Linked DNA regions of Mus musculus: regions 1 and 2 are each linked to region 3. The links are chromatin loops, found by intact Hi-C in ENCODE. Cell type or tissue: left cerebral cortex. All regions are shown on one strand. Region 1 overlaps Gm39596 (a long non-coding RNA gene). Region 2 overlaps Eya1 (EYA transcriptional coactivator and phosphatase 1). Region 3 overlaps Eya1 (EYA transcriptional coactivator and phosphatase 1).

The links. Hi-C counts contacts between places; a loop is a spot of excess contacts. Peaks named below come from ENCODE experiments on the same cell type or tissue, not always from the same donor. Only the 100,000 strongest peaks of a DNase experiment are listed, where the experiment ranks them.
Region 1: a loop joins it to region 3, with 2.0 times the contacts of the local background. A loop is called at or near these places in 2 of 42 quality-filtered maps.
Region 2: a loop joins it to region 3, with 3 times the contacts of the local background. A loop is called at or near these places in 3 of 42 quality-filtered maps.

The regions. Positions count from the first base shown.
Region 1 is chr1:14,107,182-14,109,681 of GRCm38, forward strand. All of the region lies in intron 3 of Gm39596 (a long non-coding RNA gene), which reads left to right. Among named protein-coding and RNA genes, the nearest start is that of Gm39596, 66 kb to the left of the region's middle. In left cerebral cortex, no CTCF peak of the experiment used is centred here; DNase peaks (open chromatin) are centred at 1,513 and 1,866; H3K27ac peaks cover 219 bases.
Region 2 is chr1:14,233,119-14,235,618 of GRCm38, forward strand. All of the region lies in intron 9 of Eya1 (EYA transcriptional coactivator and phosphatase 1), which reads right to left. Among named protein-coding and RNA genes, the nearest start is that of Eya1, 76 kb to the right of the region's middle. In left cerebral cortex, no CTCF peak of the experiment used is centred here; a DNase peak (open chromatin) is centred at 1,274; H3K27ac peaks cover 350 bases.
Region 3 is chr1:14,183,787-14,186,286 of GRCm38, forward strand. Eya1 (EYA transcriptional coactivator and phosphatase 1) reads right to left here. Exons shown (of 18, transcript NM_001310459.1): 13 at 840-898; 14 at 563-723. Among named protein-coding and RNA genes, the nearest start is that of Eya1, 130 kb to the right of the region's middle. In left cerebral cortex, a CTCF peak has its summit at 1,031; DNase peaks (open chromatin) are centred at 669, 1,290, 1,387, 1,659 and 1 more place.

The DNA.
Region 1 (2,500 bases), 77 kb before region 3:
TCTCTTGTCACTCCTTTAGATGTGGTATGATAGATAAGTCAAGTATGTGTATATGTGAGAACAATATCGGGTTGATGTTTCTATTTCAGTTAAATCTTGTTTTAAAAGCGTACAGAAAGCAACTGATGGAAAAACAAAGTGCCTTGTCTTAATTTGTTTAAGCTGCTCCAACAAAATACCACAAACCAACAACTCACTAACAATAGAAATGTAAACTCACAACCTGGGAGGCTAGAAATTCAAGGTTCATTCAGCATTTCATGGGGCTGCTTCCTGATTTGTAGATGGGAGTCTTGGTATGTGTTGTGGGGACATCAGGAATGCTGGGTCTTTCTCTGGAGTTTCTAATCATGTTGACTTCATGAGTGTTCCACCTTCAAAACCTAATCCCCTCCAAGGCCCACCACTTCAGATCACAGTGATGAAGACGGTTTTAGTGCATGAATCTGGGAAAGTCACAAGCATCAGAGTCACACTGTTCCTTTTTTCTTCCTTCCTTCCTTCCTTCCTTCCTTCCTTCCTTCCTTCCTTCCTTTCTTCCTTCCTTCCCCCCTCTCTCTCTCTCTCTTTCTTCCTTCCTTCCTTTCTTCCTTTCTTCCTCCCTTCCTCCCTTTCTCTCTCTCTCTCTCTCTCTCTCTCTCTCTCTCTCTCTCTCTCTCTCTTTCTTTCTTTCTTTCTTTCTTTCTTTCTTTCTTTCTTTCACCTAATGTGGAAACTGGATTCTTACAACAGTTTCATTTATATGTCAATATCAACTCTTTTTTTTTTTTTAACTTCTTGAAAGCAGGTGTGTCTACCGTTTTAATATATTTTTGTCTTAGTAAGGATAGTTGGGTACAGTGTTGAAAGTTACCTGGTCAGAACACATCTCCCGACATGCCCACACCACTAGAAGACAAAGAACATTTGTCTTTTAACATTTTCATGCAGGCAGGATAGGCCATTTCTTCTCTTGGTTCCAAATAAAGTAAGGAATCCTAATCAACCAGATTCACTACTGCTATCTCTCCCACAGCTGAGTGGAAAGGACACGGGTCTTTAAAATAGTATTAAAATCAGTACATTTGTGTCCATAGTATGAGAGCACAGGCCCTCCTACTGTGCAGAGTACTAAAGAGGGTAATGCTCATGTGAGGTATATGGTAAGAAAGAATTGCTGCAAATTATAAACTCAAGATTCTCAAGCAAACAACTACCATAAGAGCAGCAGGCTCGCTCTGCTAGCATTGACTTGAACCCTGTAATCCCCAAATCCCAGCCCTCTGATTCCTGTGACTGCTTTTCTGCCCTGACTACAGCATGTTTCTGGGTTAGTTGAGAAAGCTGCTTGTGCAGAACCGTAAGAGAAGCCCAGTGGGGCTGTGCCAGCTCATGGATGGGAAAAAATAAGTTTGCATATAAAATACAAAACCATAACTAATTAACACCAGGCAGGTGGTCTTGATGGAAAGTTAAAATTCAAACTGGGTCACCAGGGAATACACACTTGGCAGATGAAAGTGTAACTGAAATGATTCCCCTGAACCTGCCAATCGAGCCTTGTGCCAACTGCCCTTCCAAAAAGGCTTCCTGTGCCAGTCAGTTCTGGAAAAAAATCGAGCCAAGGACAAATGACTGCATTTCTGAAAGTAGATAGGATAGCATTAAGATCTGGAGGCGTTCAGATCTGTAAAGAAAGTGGGAGCCTGGATGTGGTTCCATATGTACTTATTAATAATAGCGGCAAGGACCAAGGACAATAGCCAAGCTCTCATCAAGAAAGGGGGCGTGTGTGTGTGTGTGTGTGTGTGTGTGTGTGTGTGTGTGTGTGTGAACATTTGCTGGAAAAAGTTGCAGTTGAGAAGAGAGGAACAATTTAGAACCCCATTCAGTGCCAGAGCCAAACAGCACCAATAAGAACTGAAGTATCTGAGTAACAGCCAGGATTTGCTGAAGTGTTAGGAGTGAAAAAGAAGTTTTACTGCCAAATGACTGTCGAGAGAAAGCAGATTGAAAGGGCAAGATGAAATAGAGAGAAGGGCCTTGCAGGAGGTGTGATTTCTATCACGGGGCCATGAGGACAAGTCAGCCTGCTTGCCGGTCCTTTCCCAAGGAATACATAAACGGTAGGATGGCAGTCCTGAAGGGGTCCATGGGAGACAGTCTGGCTCATGGCTCTCCTTTTATAGCAGAGCAGGCTACAGCACGGAGAAAGGTCTTGCAGGGGCCACGCTGTGAATTCTTTATCAGAGTCCAGAGGAAACTCGAGTCTCTGGCCTTTGTACTGGTTTCCCTTTCTACCTGGAGACAAGAAAATGTTAGCTTTGCTGCTCATGCGTTTATTCGCTGTGTTTGTACTTAAATTGAATGACAAACAAAGGCCCTGAAGAAAACTGGAGCTTTAGTAATGAAAACAGTGGATGGAGAGTTCTTCATGAAAAGATGTGATATCGGTAGGTTTTAAGCAGCCAGCCCTGTTCTGGACTGAGCATCAGTTTGTTGGAGAATGACTGTCTTTTGG
Region 2 (2,500 bases), 49 kb after region 3:
GATTTGTTTGTAAGCTAACTCATTTCATAGAAATGTTAGACTCAGGCATAAAGAAGAGTAATATTATGTCATTTTCAGAAAAATTGATGAAACTGGAGATTATCATATCATGAGAATCTAGATTTAAAAAAGACAAATTTCTGCATTTCTTTGTTATATAAAACATAGATTCAAAATATATGACATGGAAGCACATGGGGACTAGTCTCCAAAAAGAAGGACACACTGTAAAAAAAGTATATGGTAATAAAACCCAATACACATACATACACACACATACAGAGAGAGAGAGAGAGAGAATATAATTGTCACTCAAGTCAACACTAACATTCTTTTTCTGCAAAGGCAGCCACACCCTCTGTTTAAGTATTCTAAGCAAGGAGAACAATGGGCTCCAAATGAATGTTTTAAGTAGTCAGACAGATTCAAAGTTGTATTTTCGAGGAAAGTTTAGCCTTCCATTTTAAGAAACATTCCACAATGTGTGGAATCTGGGTGGTCCCCACCTAAAGAACATGGGGCAGTCTCCACCATGGCTTCAATATGAAGCATTCTTTTGAAGAGGTTAGCATTAGATGCAGCATCTTATAGGCTAAGTCCTTCACTGTAAGAGCAATGATAAACCTGGGGCTCCCCAGCTTTGGGAAGAGCCTATCTGAGAAGAGCTAAAGACATCTAGCTGCATCTTGTCACATGGTAACTTCTATATATGGATTTCCAGAATGCTTTTTTTTTGTCCTCAAAATCTGTATCTAACTTGGGTTTTATTACCATACACTTTTTACTGTTTACTACATTATATTTTTGATGTATATTTGTCTCTAAAATACAAAATACAATTGAAAACGTTTCATCACTTTTTTTTTAAAATAAACTATAGTTAAATATGGTTTACTGAGTTCTTTGAGCAAAACAGAAAAAAAATTTATGCAAAATTTTTCTCCTGGTAGAAGAAAATGATTTTAAAAGATTAATAGTATGACATCCTTAAATATTGAAATATGTATATATTCACAACTTAGAAATTTAGAAGAAGATGATATTAAAAGTGATGCAAGCTAGCTTTGTAAAAATCTCTTCCTTTGTGTTCTCTGAGGTGGAATTAAATGCTTGTAGCTCTAAGCCAGCTCTACTGATTCTAATGTCTTCTTCCTGCAACTTGTGCAAAACAGCTCAGCTAATTTAATCTGCTAAACCACCAACTGCTCAAACAGCTCAGCTAATTTAATCTTCTAAAAAACACCCACTGCTCAAGTTTCCCTAAACCCTCTGCAATTGTTCAGGTTCACCCACACTGAGCTCTGGGTGTGAAAATATTCTGAAGAGAGTTCCTTTCCTTTAAGAAATACTGGTTACAGGTTGTGTTCACAGGCCTAGCTGCAGCACCAAGGAGCTAGAATACATGATTGCACCAACTGGACCAAGCTCTGTCTTTAAGGGCTGAAAATTCATGGACACTCAAGCAAACACAAGAGGGTAAAATTAAAGAGAAAGGCTATGGCATGGGAAAGGTAGAATTCTGCAGACTGTGAAGAAACTCCACACAAACAACTCTAACAGGACAACTGTGCTAGTAAAGACAGAATAGAAATGTGCTCCGGGGGGGGGGGGGGGCTGGAGAGACAGCTCAGTGGTTAAGAGCACTGACTGCTCTTCCAGAGGTCCTGAGTTCAATTCCCAGCACCTACATGGTAGCTCACAACCATCTGTAATGGGATCCGATGCTCTCTTCTGGCAGCTATAGTATACTCATATATACATTAAATAAGTGAATAAATGAATAAACAAACAAACAAACCAATAAATAAATAGAAATGTGCGGTGGGTGGGGAACAAAACAACAACAATTTGATCTGGGTCTACGGAGGGCCTAGCAGGAACAAGGAACCTGAATGACAGTGAAGAATTCAGCCAGGGAGAGGAAACTTTACCTCTTGGGTGGCAAGAGGCTGAAGACCAAGGAAGAGATAATTCAGTACTTTACATGAGGGAGAGGTGTGGTCTGGACACAGGTTGTGACCTGAGTCCTGATTAGGAGGCAAAATCAGTCACCAAGGAGATAAGAAAAAAGTCAAGGCTCAAGTCTGTGATTTGAACTGAGAATACGGAGGGTGCAATGTAGGAAGAGAGGGTTACAGGAAGAAGGACTTCAAGATTAGTACTGGAAATAACACGTTTGAAGAGGGCTGGGAGAGTGATGGCGGATGGGAGAGGAGAGAAGCGGAGGGAGGGGACCTGGGATGGGGGAGGTTTCTGGGGGGTCTATGGAGGTGACTCTAGCCGAGAGTCCTAGCAGTAGGATTATGGAACCAGAAGTGGCCACCTCCTGTAGCCAGGCAGGAACCCCAGTGGAGAGATAAGGACACCAACCTATCCACAAAACCTACCTAAAATGTGTCCTTTCTATAAGAAACACAGAAAGATGGAGGGACAAAGAGAGTAAAGGAATGGCCAACCAATAAGAGGCCCAACTTAAGACCAAAACCATGAGCATACTCTG
Region 3 (2,500 bases):
ATGTTTCTCCCCCCCAGACCTAGGACTGGTTCCTGGCTGGAGGAAGGCACATATTTACTATGCACATATTTTCCAGCCATACTGGAAACAGCTCCATCCATGCATCTGCCATTATATTAACTGATTGTTATTTCCTTTATATTTAAGCCACTTTGACCATCATGAACTATGCTGAGAAAACTCAGGCTAACACAACACAGGACAGGGAACAATGTTATAACCCATCTTGTGTTGTGGACAAGGTTGGTTTGGAAGGATCATTGAGTGTTGAAAAGGTCAAGGAGCTGACCCCAGGTCACTGCAGGCCATCCCAGGTCACTGCAGGCCACCCCATATCACTGCAGGCTATCCCAGGTCACTGCAGGCCACCGCCATCCCATGGCACTTGGCAGCCAGGGCAGCTGGTTCTAGTCTTATGTCTGTTATAAAATTGTAGTAGAATTTAATGTTAGATAAAACTGTCCGTATTCTATTATACCCAACAGTGTGGCCCCAGAGTGAGTGGCACTTTGTAGGTGTACACTCCTGGCCCAGCCCACCGAGGCCTCCACCAGCCACTTGCCTCCCACGTTGTTTTTGTAGGTGTTGTAGATCTCTTTTACTCGTCTGTAGCGGAAGGCCAGTTTCCGCATCCAGTCCACACCACCTCGGACACCAGTTGCCAGGCATAAATTAGCACTGGTGGCTGCAGCAGGAAAGCCATCTGTTCCAAAGTTGTATGTGCTATTTAGATGCAAGAGAAGCCCGGAGTTAATCAAACAGAAAATTCATCTTAATTGCTGAGTAATTAAACTCTTTTAACAGAGGAAAACTCAGTCTGGGCACCAAGGCTCGCTCACCTCAGGTCCTGGCCGTTGTCGTCTGATGAAACATCATCTATATGGACTTGGTCACACTCCTGAAATGCAATTTAAATGGTGTGTGTTAATTTTTAAGAAGCACCTTTAAAAAGAAACCCAAAGCAGTGAATTAAAAAAAAAAAAAATAAAACACCTTAATTGGTATTCTTTTCAACTATACCATCAGTAGGCGGCAGTCTTGTTAAATTGGCATTTTTACCTGTTTGGAGGCCCTTTTCTACAAGAAATGAGCACTGTCATCAAGGACTACTGTTGCTCAGCTTCAGAAAACACATTTTTGTGTTTAGAAAGGAAAGTGATTGAAAACAATTAGCATGTGTGTTCCATAAACCTCAGGTACCTAAACACACAATACTGCTCAAAGCTTGATTCGGAGAGTGCTTGGCCTAACTAAAACCAGACATTTTGGTAAATGCAACATGCTAGAAAAATTAAACCTGATGCTAACTGCCAATGAAATTATGACCTTTGATTGCTTGCCGAACCACACACCAACAGGGCCTGAGGCAAGGGTGCCGAGGAGCCAGACAGAAAATCTGTTACTGGTTTACCATTCACTCGAGAGATGTGAGTTTTATTCTCTCTCTCTGTGTGTGTGTGTGTGTGTGTGTGTGTGTATGCACCCACATGCTCAGGATTTAAAAAAGCGTGGATGACCTCAAAACTAAATAAAAATAGTCAAGCCATATCGTGTGTTTTTCCCAAACATTTCCATGTTATTTTTACTGTTTTCCTAGCACTACATGTTCATGGTAAGCACTGGATTTATTATGCTGTTGTAAGCAGGCTAAGATAGGCACTATTCAGAACACCTAGTCACAATCATGGGCTGGAGCTCCGCTCCACAGGGCCCCGTTTCTGCACCTGTTCATAATGAAACAGCAGGGAGCATCCTCCTGCTGTGTCCCCAGCCCTCCTCCTGCTGTGTCCCCAGCCCTCCTGCTGTGTGTGTCCCCAGCCCAGGGTGACGGTGGGAAGCAGCAGTCCCCTGTCAACATGAGCGATGAATAAGGAGATAGCGATTTAGAACTAGAGATGGTGTCCACCACAGAAGCAAGTAATTCTTACACTTGGCTTGCTTTTGTATGTTGGGTCACATCTCTGCCATTTTACCCAGTTCTCCATATGGACCTTAGGATACTTATTTCCATTAGAGTTTTAGTTAAAAGCTGTTATTAGAAGAAGGTTCTCCAGACAAAGCTCTAGCGGGTTTCTGACAAAGTTAGCCATGTAAAATCTAGGCCCTCTCTGCCAGTCAGCACATTCAGCGAGGCCACAAAACAGCACCCCATAGAAATAGAAGGTAGTTTCCTCATGCTGCTGGCTCCTTCTGGACAAATCCTCCTCTCCATGGGTTTGTGAGGAAGGCAGCAGGAGACAGAAGGGGAGAGAAATTCAAACCAGCTGTTCCTTCTCAGCATTGAAAAGGTGACCCGCCCCCAACCTTTTCCCAAGGCATCTATTTTGCAGGCAGCCCTCTCCTAGCAAGCAGAGAGTTCCAAGAAGACGACTTTGGCCTGTAACCCTTCTGGGCTCTCCTGAGGTCTGTGACCTCAGATAAGAAAAAGGAAAAACAGGGCTCAGAACCCTTATGTGCTGACTGTGAATTGAACATTTGCAAAATGGGTCATTCTAGGGAA